Linked DNA regions of Homo sapiens: region 2 is linked to region 1. A link is an interaction called in ENCODE POLR2A ChIA-PET data of the cell type or tissue named here. Cell type or tissue: HepG2. All regions are shown on one strand. Each heading gives the region's core, and the rest is flanking DNA. Links, peaks and the distances in the headings are about the cores only.

Region 1 (2,500 bases), core at 1-2,500:
AGGACATAGCAGGAAAGGGGGGGGTCTCCGAAGGGTGTCAAGGGGCTTGGGTCGGCGGAGGGCAAAATGCATCTTGGACTCACGTGCCATACACAGGCGGGCCCCTGTCTTACCCTGCCTGATTGCCTTCCTATGGAATGGGTACCGGCGGGCGACTCTGGAGACAGAGGGGCCAGGCGGAGGCTTGGAGCAGGGTGCGTGGCCTCCCTCGGCCCCGGCTTTGCAGTGGGCAGCCACCTGCAGGCAGCCCCCCACCGGTGCTGCCCCCGTGCCCTGGGAGCACTCACCACTGCCCCTGGCCATGGCTCCTAGCTCCAGTCCTGCCCACCAGAGCCAGAGCCAGTGCCACGGCCTTCGGGGATGGAGGAGGGCCGTGGCCAGGCCGGGCCCTGGGCACCAGGCCTCGGAGGGTGGCCTGCCCTACCTGCAGGTTCTTCCGCCACACGTTAACGGCGGCAAAGGCCAGCTGCATCTGCTTCCGGCGAGCATCCTTGTGCCGCTTGTAGGCAATCTCGATGAAAATCAGGAAGATCCCGGCCACGATGCCCCCAGCTACCAGCATGAAGACCCCTGTGTGCCGGGACCCAGAGCCTCAGTTGCTGGCCAGGGAGGCCGCAGCCCACGGAGAACCCACCCGAGAATGGATGAAGGAGAACGCACCGGCCATGTTCTCAAAAGTAAGGGTCGCAGGGGCGTTGCTGCGCGAGTCACATTCCTGATACCGAACCCACGTCTTGTCCAGGTCTTCCATGAAGCCATTCTCGTGGGACCTGGCGGTGGGAACAAGTGAGCCTGCAGTGAGGCGGGGCCCAGGACGGGAAGGAGCAAGCTGGGGGCGGGGCCGGGGCGGGGCCTGCGGGGTAGGGTGCGGCGTGGAGTGGGCAGCGCCCGGCCTGGGTGGGAAATCAGTGGTGGCCTCGGAGTGGTCTGGCACTGGGGAGGGCGTCCACCTCTGGCGGAGAGGGGCGGAGGAGGGACGCGGGCGCACGGACACTCACTTGAGGATGGACAGGGAGACGTTCTGCTTCCAGGGGCTGTCTTTGCGCATGCCTATGCCGAAGCCCGAGCGGAAAAACAGCTCTCCAGTCGTCACCAGGTCGCACTTCTGCGAGGCCTCGAACTCCAGCACCGCCGAGTCCCAGATGAAGGCATGCAGCTTGCTGCCGGCAGAGGCGGAGTCACGGGGGCCTTGGTCCTGCCAGCCTGGAAGCCCCACGCCCGCGCCCTCCGGGGTGCCCGGCCCGGACGCTCTCCTGCCCGGTGGAGGCCACCCTCCCCCTCCCCGCACCTGTCCCGCCCCGCCAGGGTGGCCGCCCGCGCCTCACTTGTCTCTCACGGCCTGGATGGCCTCCGCCGCACTCTCGTAGTTGTGCTTCTCCATATGCCGGTACATGGTGCTCAGCTCCACCTGGCGCCGGAAGTAGATATCCACGGAGCTCTGCTTCACCGTGGCGTAGATAAACTTGTCCGAGGGGTTCCTCAGCTGCAGGGTCGGAGGGCAGGGATCGCGGCGGCGGCTCCCCAGGCCCCTAACCGAGGCCGACCCCAGCTCACCTCGCATTCCCTCCCCCAGCCCGGCCAGGCCTCACCCGAGGGTCGTTGATGCCCGTGATGCGCTCCTCCGGCCGGTCCAGCACCAGGAAGGCCGCCAGGTTGGCGGTGTAGGAGGCCACGATGATCATGGCAAAGCCGGCCCACACCATGCCCAGGATGCGCGCTGAGAAGCTTCTGGGGGCGCCTGTGGGCGGGCGGGGGGCTCTGTCAGACCCTAGAGGGCCGAGGCGGGACCAGGCGGGCCGGGCGGGGCCTTACCTTCCCCGATGCCGGAGTTGAGCAGGACGCCCCAGGAGAACCACATGGCCGAGGACAGGGTCAGTGCGTCCTCCTCCTCCTCCTCGCTGTTCACCTTGAACCGGCCGAAGGGGCTGCGGGGCGCAGAGGGCGGGCGGGAGAGAGGGCGGGAGAGGCGGCCCTGCCCCGCCCCTGGCCGGCTCCGCGCCCCGCAGATGGAGGTGTCTGAGCCCCGGGTCGCGCTCACCTGAAGCGGTCCAGCAGGTACAGCATCACGGCCACCACGTGCACCGACAGCCCCACCAGCAGCCACAGTGTGCTCTGGAACGGCTGCATGAACGAGTCCAGCGTGCTCCGGGGAATCTCCTGCGGAGGGACGCGAGGTCAGCGCGGCCCGGGCCCTCCAGGGACTCCCCCCGCCGCCACCCCGCCACCCGGCCCCTGCCCACCTTCTTGACCAGAATAGTCAGGCCCTGGTACTTGAAGGGCTTGGAAAACTCGATGTACTGCGCGCGCTCGTTGTTTATGGTTAGCGGCGCCACGATCATGTCTGCCTGCCCGCTGAGCAGCTCGCCCATCATCCCATTCCACTCCTTCTTGTTGCTGTTGTTCACCTGCGAGGCGACAGAGCCGGCGGGCATGCAGGCAGCGTCCTCCCAGCTCCCGCCACAGGTACCCCCGACTGAAGCCGCCCTAGAGCACTCCGGGG
Region 2 (9,678 bases), core at 262-2,761, 110 kb before region 1:
GCGCCGGCGCTTCTTGCGTGGCGTCCTGGAGGGTAGCTCCGCGGGGCTGTCGAAGGTGAAGAACTTTGGCTGGTCCAGGTCCGCGCGCGGTGCCCGGGGGCTGCAGCCCGGCCTGGGCGCCCCGGTCCCGACGTCGGGCCCCCCACCCGGCTGCAGGAGGCGCCGTTTGCGTAGGACACACACCCGGCGGCGCAGGCGGAGCACAGCGCGCACGGGCGCGATCACGCACCGGCCCGAGGCTCGGGGGGCCGCGGCAGCAGGCTCCAGGCTGGGCTGGCCGCGGTCCATGTCGCAGGAACGGCGCTCCGCATACAGGTCGCCCTCCCTGCAACGGGAAGACGGGGAGGGTCTCTGGACTCCCGCCACTGCCCTTTCCCGCGGGCCGCCGGAACCGGTCCCCGGAGTGATCTTACCCCCTGGGAGTCCCGTGGGGTGCGGCCCGGGCTGCCCCAGGGCCAGGGGCCTGGTCGCGGCCTCGCCCCTCAGACCGGCAAGCGACCCCTCCGCCCCTCCGCCCCTCCGCCCCTCCGCAGGGCCCCGATGCAAATCTCTCGGGTCTTCCCATAAACGGCCGCGGGCCTTGAGGAAGTGGCGGGGTAGAGGCTTATCTGGTGGCCGCCCCGGCTTCCTGGAGGAGTCGTCGAAGGAGTCAGTGGCCGCCCAGGCGCCCACTGGGGTGAACAGTCACCCCCGGACCCTGCCCCCGCCCGCGGCTCCCACTGGACTGGGCCGTCTCCCAAGGAGGGGCCGCGGGAAGCAGAGGCCTGAGCGCCCAGGAGTTCAGAGACGCCCCCACACGCTCCAGAACACTTGGCGGGGGTCTGGCTGGAACTTATGATTTTGAGAATAGGCCCGGGCCCCGTCCCCAGGCTCAACCCAGGCCTCCCAGCCCCGACTCCAAAACTGGGGTCCTCCCAACACCCCTCCAGTGAACGAGCTGAGCAGTGCAGGGAGCCCCCCGGAGACTAGTGGAGGTGAAACGAAAAGATGGACAGAAAGAAGAGGCCGGTCGGAGCAAGAGAGCCACTGACTGGCAGGAACTGGGCCCTGGGCCCCAACCCACCCCCTACCTGCAGCTGGTCCACTGCCCTCAGCTCCGCAGGCCCCTGCCTGTGCCAGACGCTGGGGCCTGAGACTCCAAGCAGGAAATGCGCCTCCCAGGGCGAGGGGGTGGGCCAGGGGCCTCCTGGGCCAGCTTCGGCCTGGAGGGGCAGCGACACCTGTGGGTCCCCAGGGAGCGGCCGGCCGGAGTAGAGGAAGCTCTGGGGAGGTTTCCGCTTCTATGCAAAGGAAGTGAGTCAGGGGGTGCGGCCCAGGCGGGACTTGGGCTGGACGGAGGCGCCAAAGGGGGGAGGCCTGGCCGGCTTGCCCAGATCCCCTGGCCGGAGGTCACATTCCCGCTTCAGTTCTCTAGCGCTCAGAGCCCTCCTGGCTTGGTCAGGCTCAGGACACCTGGTGAGGCCGAGGGCCCCTGCTGCATGCTGTGCCCCCACCCTGGGCTCCTGCACCTCAGCCTGTCCTCCAGGGCCCCCACCTCCCCCAGGTTATCCCTTCCACCTGTCACCCCACACACAGGGCTTACAGCTGGGGGGAGGGGCTCCAGGCCCTGTGTAAGCAAGGCGGGAGCAAGGCAGCAGCACAGGGGGCGGGCAGGGTCCTCTGCCGAGCTGCATACCCCCAATCCCTCTCTTATTACTCCTCTCCCCGCTTTTTCATTCCCCTCCTGACCCCAATCGGGGGCCCCCCAAAGTGGGCTCATTGTCTTTCCTTTCCCCCTTCCTCCGTCCCCAGCCTGGAGCCCCCTGCCCAGGACAGGCCAGCACACACAGACGGAAGTTCTATCACGGAAAAAACCACGTGCGGCTCAGGGTCCCTGTGGGGGTTGGGGAACAAATTTAGAAACAACTTGGGCCGGGAGCCAGGAGCTGGAGCTCTGGGCCCTTCCCCCTGCCGGCCTGCCTAAAGGACCCTGGACTCCTCCTACCCTGGCCCAGCCTGGAAGCCGCCTTCCAAGGAGGGGCAAGGTGGCCGCTCCAGCCACACCAGTGCTGCTGGCATTCAGCTCAGGACCCCGCAGTCCCAGGGACGCCCCACTCCTCCCAACAGCCAGCCCGGGCCTGATGGTTCCAGCTGTATATTCCTCACACACTGCACCCAACCAGACAGGCTCCATCAGGGAAACCGGTCGTGGGTTGGGGGTTTCCATTCTCTCCAGGGTATGGGGTCCACCGGACTATCACGCTCCCCTCCAGGAGCCAGGCCTAGGGCTCCCCTCCCCTGTGCAAGGGGTGCTCGGGGGCCCGGATCCCCAATTGTCGAGGCCGCGGGGGCCGCACACACCAGGTGGAATGCTGGTGCTCTTTGGGCCCACTCCCCGGCCTCTGTGGGACCAGAGCGGAAGGAGGTTGGCTGTCCAGGCCCCGTGGCCCCAGCACGGAGGTTGGGGTCCTTTGGGGGCCTCAGGCTTTGAGTCTCGGTGCTTCTTCTGACACAGAGAGGACCCTGGAGGGGAGGCCCTCGGGCAGATGCAGGCTGACCGAGCCCTGGAAAACCTGCAGCAAAGCCTCTGCCCTGCCTCCAAGTGCACCCAGGGCTGGAGCTGCTTCTGCCAGAGGCTGGCCCAGCAAATCCTCAGGCCAGAGCCCTCTGCAGGAAAGGGACTCGCTCAAGGGGTGCCCCAAGACCTGGCCCTATGGGTCAAAGGTGAATCTGAGGCCTGGGCCAAGGCCTCACCCCCTGCACTTTCTCCCATCTACAGGGGTGAAGGGAGCCCCAGAACCCCAGCTCCCAGGGCCATCACCATCTCCTGTGATACCCAGGGCCACCCCCAATCACACCCATTCCCATTCCAGGAGGCCTCCCCTCCCGCCTCCCTACCCAACCCAGCCCTGCCGCTGCGCCCAGAATTCATGTCCATCACCCACAAACACAGTACATGTTCTCAGCCTCTGAAAGGACTTCACCCTCACTGCTTCCCCCAGCCCTTGCCAGCAAGGTTGTTTTCCCCAAACCGTGGGCAGCCTCCCCACTTCTCCTCCCAAATTCCCCATAGGTTTCACTTCACCAGACGATGCCTCCCGTGCCTGGGCCCTCGGTCCTCCCCTACCAAGTCCTTCTCCCTAACTTCCCAGCAGCGTCCACACCCAGTCGCTCAGGCAGCTCTGCTCTTTCTGCCCCTAAAGGCTTTCGCTACAGTAACCATGCGCCCCCGAGGCTCAGCCGTCCACGCACGGTCCCATCCCAGTCCTTGCAATTCACACCCTCCACCTCACCAGTCCCTCACCCACGGGCTCCTCACTCTCTGTCCTTCACTCCCCACCCGTAGGCCTGGCACCCCCTGCAGGCGCCCTGGACAGGACGCGCCCGCTGCCCAGTGACCAAACCAGGCACCCGGGTCCACTCACTGACCATTCCTCCTACAGTCAAGTCCTCTACTCGTCCTCTCCCCTGCCACTTCCCCCTATCCTGCCTCCTAGCCCAAGACCTGAGAAAATGGGAGGCAGCAGCAGTGGACTCCCAGTGTCTCCTCAGCCGTCACCCCAGCATCTGCGCCCATCAGCCCTCCTCTGAGGACACCCCTGCTGTGCTGAGACCCCGGCCACCTGCTCATTCAGTGACAGCCCAGCCCCTGGACCATCCTCCACTCCTCACCCTACTGGGTCATTCCCATCAGCCCAGAAACATCTATTTCTTCTATCTTTAAAAAAAAACCAGGCCGGGCGCGGTGGCTCACGCCTGTAATCTCAGCACTTTGGGAGGCCGAAGCAGGTGGATCACAAGGTCAGAAGATCGAGACCATCCTGGCTAACACAGTGAAACCCCGTCTCTACTAAAAATACAAAAATTAGCCGGGCGTGGCGGCATGTGCCTGTAGTCCCAGATGCTGGGGTGGGGGGGGCGCTGAGGCAGGAGAATGGTGTGAACCCGGGAGGCGGAGCTTGCAGTGAGCCAAGATTGCGCCATTGCACTCCAGACCGGGCGACAGAGCGAGACTCCATCTCAAAAAAAAAAAGCAAAAAAAGCACGCACTCCTGGCCGGAACTGACCTTCATCCCACTCCTTAGTGCCTCTCAGCTGGGTCTCCAGGCCTCTCCTGCTTCCTCAGCTCTCCCTCCAAAGCACTGTTCCTCAGCCCCTCCTCCCTGGGCTGTGGGGCACCCAATCTGCTGCCAGCTGCCACCCCCCCGCCCCAGCTGGCCAGGAAGGCCCGCCCAGAGCACACGGCTGCTCTCCCTCACCTGGGCTGATCTGGCCCAGTCAGTAGCTCAAACACCACTCCCTATGACAGCATCCAGATCCACAACCTGGCCCCAGTCTCTTCTGAGCTCCACAGCCCCAAACCCATTGCATGTGCCTGTCAGACAAGCCCTTCATCTTCCCGTCACAGCCCACCTGGGCAGGTTCAGAGCCCTGGACCCTCCAAGACTCCTCTGCTGCTCACACCTACCCAGAACCTGCGCCCTCCACCCACCAGCCAGGCCAGCCCCAGACACCCAGCCTCACCTGGGTCCCCAGCTCCCAACCAAAGCCCTCAGGCTGGGACTTCTCCGCCTGCCCTGGGGCTCTTGGAGAGACATGACTGGATAAACTGAGGCATGGATCCGGCAGTGTAGACCACAATAAACTGAGGCACAGATCTCCCAGTGTAGACCACAAGCCCCATGCACAGGTGCAACAGAGTCCCAGGCGTCCCTGGCTCTGCCCCAGAGGATACCAGCTCAGAGACTCCCATACCCACGAGATCCCAGCACCATGGGCTTGTCTCACCCAACAGGTCCCAACCTGCTCAGCTGTGGCCTCACACTCCAGGGAGGCGAGCTCGCCAACAGGCGTCTCTGAGGACACGGTGACACCTGGCAGCCAGGCTATCGCCCCTGCATGCTGCGAGCCAAGGACAGTGACACCTGGCAGCCGGGCCATCGCCCCTGCATGCTATGAACTGCTGCCCGGCTTTGAGGTCTCATCTGCTGGAAATGGCCCTGGCTCTGTGCCTGTGACCCATGGCACATCCTGGGCCTCCAGGGCTCCTGTCCCTGGTGTGCACCAGGAGGTGAGAGGTGCCCCCTGGAATCGCAGGACAAAAACAAAGCAGCTGATCTGCGTCTTAGGGGCACCAAAGCCCCGAGGGTGAGGGCTTCCTGCCAACCTCCCTCAGAAATTATTATATCATCCTCCCCCAGAAATTATATCAACCTCCCCCAGAAATTATTATATCCTCCCCCAGAAATTTTATCAACCTCCCCCAGAAATTATTATATCAACCTCCCCCAGAAATTATTATATCGTCCCCAGCTGCTGGTCACAGACAGGGCTGAGCAGTCCAGAGAGGCTGTGGCCCACAAAGCCCCAAGTATTGGCTCCATAGCACAAATGCCTGTGTCCATCTGAGCTACATCCAACCTCAGGGCAGGCACAGAGACATCTCAGCCTCCACGTTTACCAAAATGCCTTTTATTTACATACGAGAAAATCTCACCGTGTGTCCAGCTGGCCCCGTCACGGCCGCTGAAGGCAGCACTGCTGGGCAAGGAGAAACAAGGCCACACCTGCAAACTGGGCTGCAGGGTGAGGTGGCTCCCTCCGCACAGGCCCCAGGACACCCACCATGGCACAGGCCAGGCTGCTGCCCCCACACGGCCTCCACGAGGTCACGGGTCCATCTCCACAACCCCAAGGCAGTAAGCAGTGTGCCTCGCTTTCGCCAAGCTGGGCCAATGAAGAGGCCCCGCCCCCACCCTCAGGCCCCGCCCTCTCCCCTTGGAAAACAGGTGGTTTTTTCCTAACACAGGAAAACAGAAAATGAGCACGCTTTCTATGGCTGCCAAAGTACAAGGAGAGGCTCTGCCCTGGGAGCCACTGCATGGATGGTGGGCAAGGTCCGGGAGCCAGCTCCAAGGAGCAGGAAGCAGGGGGCCATGACGGCAGGACAGGCCCAGCCATAGCCCCGGGAAGAGAGACTGCCCTGTACATCCAGGTCCGGGAGCCTCTTCCGGCTGAGCAGGGCCGCGACTCGGCATGGCCCCAGCACCCGAGCAGGTCTGGAGGGCCCTCAGAGCGGGGCAGGGGCGGGCACGCTGGGGAGGGGCAGCTCCAGGGCCGGCGTCTCCGCAGCCTGTGCCGGGCTGGGCTTCCGGTGATCCAGCTGTTCCAGCTTCTCGCCGAGCTGGGAGTAAAGCTCCTTCACTGCCTCTCCGCTCTGCGGGGAACCACACCATGGGGCAGGCGAGGCGCATGGGCAGGCCCAGGGGGCACAGGGGTGGGTGCCCACCGACCACACACAAGCACCACAAGGGCAGCTTGGCAAGCACACACGGGCTGGTAGGGACCAGGTGCCTTCAGATGCAGCCCCCCCGGGCACCCACCTGGCCTGTAGGCTCCAGGGCCTTCTGCAACGCCTCCAGCTTAGACGGGGCCACCCTGGGGTGCAGGTGAATGAGGAGCCGCAGCGCGTGCCGGTGCACGTTCTCCTTCCTGGAAAAGGCCGTGCAGGGCTGGGGCAGGAGGCAGGCCCTGCTGTCTGCCCAGGCCCAGCCCAGATGCAGGTGGCCAAGGCCCCTGGAGACAGGACATGGCCAGCCTTTGGGACCCTCCCCAGCTGTGCCCAGGCACCCTGCAGGGCCACATGCGAGCCCTGGTGCCCAACAGACCCACCTGCGGACCCTCCGCCCCAGGCTGGGGACAGCAGCCACCTCTCAGGCTGCTACGGACAAGAGCTGAGAGGACAGAGCGGGCCGGATGGTACCCAGCAGGCCTACCTTGGAGAGGCGGTGAGGAAGAAGCCATCGAAGAGGCTGCTGCAGAAGTCCTCAAGGGCAAATTCGTCGGCCAGCAGCGCAAGGTTGCCCGTGAGCAGGTGGAGGAAGATGTCGCCAAAGGCCAAGTCGCCAAAGGTCTCCACTGCAGACACAGCAGGCATCAGCCCAGTGCCACTCACCCTGCCCACCCCAGAGGGCACCCTTGTCCTCAAAGACCTCAGAACCTACTTCTGGGGGTGCTCACATGAGAGTTCTCAGTTGTTCTGAGATGAGAAGCACAGGGTCTCAGCAGGTGAAGAGGGGGGTGGGAAGTGGACAGAGGCAGGCAGGGGGTGGGACCTGTGGCAGGGAAGCAGAGCTGCAGCCCAGGGACAGGAGGGTGGAGGGAGGGGGAGACAGCCCAGGGACAGGAGGAGGGTGGAGGGAGGGGGAGACAGCCCGGGGACAGGAGGAGGGTGGAGGAAGAAGGAGACAGAAAAACGAGGTGCTCCTCCAGTCCCAAAAGGCCTTGCCCAGCAGCCGAGCCCAGGAGAAACAAGCCTAACAAATACAGGGCCGGCGCCAGCTGCAGAGAGTTCTCCCTGACTGCCAGCTACACTGAACCACAGGAAAGAGAACGAAACTCTTCCACATTCTTTTCTGAAGCCAGACACCAAAACACAACAAAGACAGCATTCGTGCCCACAGACGCCTCACGTGCGACCACAGCACAGAAGCCACGGTGTTGGCAGACATTTGCCAAGAGCCAGCACAACGCCCCAAACGGGGCCCCTGCAGGGAGGGAGGGCGGCCGCCTGCAGACTGATGCCTGAAGGAGCTGTGGCCAGGCCACATGGAGGTGACGTGTGCGGACAGGTTGAGGATGGCCTTCCTAGTATCCCGGATGGGGCCTTTATGAGGACAACCCAGCTGGCGCCACCTGCGCCCAGAGTGACAGAAACATTTCCAGGAGACCCAGGCCCCCGAGGTGCCTGCCTGCCACATCTCACAGGGCCTTGGCCGGCCACATGGCCAGGTGGCCACGGGACACGTGGCAGGCACACAGTCCCGACCAGGGGATCCAGCAGCAAGGCCCCACTGGGCAAATGCCCTGATTCCTGCAACTCCGGGGAACCCAAGACTGCGAGACAGGAGAGGGGACAGCAGGCGCATCCCAACCCTGACGGGACCGTCCACACAGCAGGCAGGAGACACCTGGAGAAGCGCAGCCACTGTCAGGCAGTCAGTCGGCAGAGGAGCGGCAGTGAACCTGGCTCAGATGTGACAGTGGCCCGTGGTCCGTGGTCACTGGTTTTTATTTTTTTTGAGAAGAGTCTCACTCTGTTAGCCAGGCTGGAGTGCAGCGGTGCAATCTCAGCTCACTGCAACCTCCACCTCCCGGGTTCAAGCGATCCTTCTGCCTCAGCCTCCCTCAGCTGGGATTACACGCGTGCGCCACCGCGCCGGGCTAATTTTTCTATTTTTAGTAGAGATGGGGTTTCGCCACATTGGCCAGGCTGGTCTGGAACTCCTGACCTCAGGTGATCCGCCCGCCTCGGCCTCCCAAAGCGCTGGGATTACAAGGTGAGCCACCATGCCTGGCCAGTTTTTTAAAGGCATTTAAAGACAGTCTTATTTTTTATTTGTTTTTTTTGAGACGGAGTCTCGCTCTGTCACCCAGGCTGGAGTGCAGTGGTGCAATCTCGGCTCACTGCAACCTCTGCCTCCTGGGTTCAAGCGATTCTCCTGCCTCACCCTCCCGAGTAGCTGGGACTACAGGCATGCGTCACACACGCGGCTAATTTCTGTATTTTTAATAGAGATGGGATTCCACCATGTTGGCCAGGCTGGTCTGGAACTCCTGACCTCAGGTGATCCACCCGCCTTGGCCTCCCAAAGTGCTAGGATTACAGGCATGAGCCACCAAGCCCGGCTCCCCGCCCTTTTTTTTTTTTTTTTTTTTGAGACGGAGTCTGGCTTTGTCGCCCAGGCTGGAGGGCAGTGCCGTGATCTCGATTCACTGCAACCTCTGCCTCCCAGGTTCAAGCGATTCTCCTGTAAACGCATCCTTCTTTTGTAGAGATGCCTACGTCTGCAGCCTGCATGCTGTGATGTCTCAGATTTACACCCAGACATCGTGCTGAGGGACAGGCGGCCACACGCAGACCCCACGTGGACCCCGGGGAGGTTGGAGATGGTGCTGGGTCCTCACCGTACCATGCTCTTGACTTCGTATTCTTTCACAAATTCCCACCACAAAATGTTAAAAAATAAACAGGAGAGAATTCTAAAAATCAACATCCATTCTTACTAGAACCCGCTAAAAACTTAAGAACACGCGTGCTCTCCCCAAATGTGACTGAAAATGCACATCCCACCCCGTGGGGCAGCCACGTACTCCGAGAAGCTGCACTCCTGGTTCCCAGCCTGTTTCTAGCCACAATCAAATGAGAGAAAGAAACAGAAGCGCACGGAAGGCCTCCCAGGTGAGTCTGTCATTGTGCGAACTCCACAGTGACTGACACAAATCCAGAAGGTGCCACCCACTGCACACTGGGCTGGGCCATGGCCTCATGCCCCTGAGCTAGACACCTGCACAGCACATGGCTGTACTGAGTACTGAAGGCTGCTGGGACACAATGGCAACTGTGTATCTAAATAGAGAAAGTGGAGTAAAAATACAGTATTGTCAGCTTATGTGACCGCGTGGTCGTATATGTGGTCCACGGTAGACAGAATGTTATGTGACACGTGACTGTACTGCAGTGGGCAGGCCAAGGCAAATTAAAGTTATTTATAACTATGTTCCCGGAAGTCTCAAAAAATAAACAAACCGGCTCTGCCCGGCGGCCGGCAGCACGATGTCCCAATGCCCTCAAGAGCCTCCCTGAGCCTCCAGAAGGAGCGGCAGTGTTGGCACCCGCAGAAGCCCAGGAGGTCATGT

Evidence for each region. ChIA-PET counts read pairs that join two places held together with the same protein. Peaks named below come from ENCODE experiments on the same cell type or tissue, not always from the same donor. Only the 100,000 strongest peaks of a DNase experiment are listed, where the experiment ranks them.
Region 2: POLR2A ChIA-PET joins it to region 1 with 5 read pairs; 7 of 35 experiments call an interaction of 5 or more read pairs at or near these places.

What each region holds. Positions count from the first base shown.
Region 1 is chr9:137,161,829-137,164,328 of GRCh38, reverse strand. GRIN1 (glutamate ionotropic receptor NMDA type subunit 1) reads right to left here. Exons shown (of 20, transcript NM_007327.4): 11 at 2,241-2,405; 12 at 2,039-2,157; 13 at 1,813-1,925; 14 at 1,590-1,738; 15 at 1,326-1,483; 16 at 999-1,160; 17 at 661-770; 18 at 425-570. Among named protein-coding and RNA genes, the nearest start is that of MIR3621, 6.2 kb to the left of the region's middle. RefSeq lists an enhancer at 1,043-1,542. In HepG2, for the core only: a CTCF peak has its summit at 1,410 (motif pointing left); no DNase peak of the experiment used is centred there; H3K4me3 peaks cover 431 bases; H3K27me3 peaks cover 2,055 bases.
Region 2 is chr9:137,269,300-137,278,977 of GRCh38, reverse strand. TOR4A (torsin family 4 member A) reads right to left here and starts at 1,252. Exons shown (of 2, transcript NM_017723.3): 1 at 1,071-1,252; 2 at 1-325. The coding sequence starts at 288. It overlaps NELFB (negative elongation factor complex member B), which reads right to left. Exons shown (of 13, transcript NM_015456.5): 11 at 6,756-6,897; 12 at 6,363-6,471; 13 at 5,436-6,196. The coding sequence ends at 6,050. RefSeq lists silencers at 692-751, 1,032-1,351 and enhancers at 3,993-4,172, 7,234-7,733. In HepG2, for the core only: a CTCF peak has its summit at 1,221; DNase peaks (open chromatin) are centred at 1,267 and 1,897; H3K4me3 peaks cover 2,500 bases.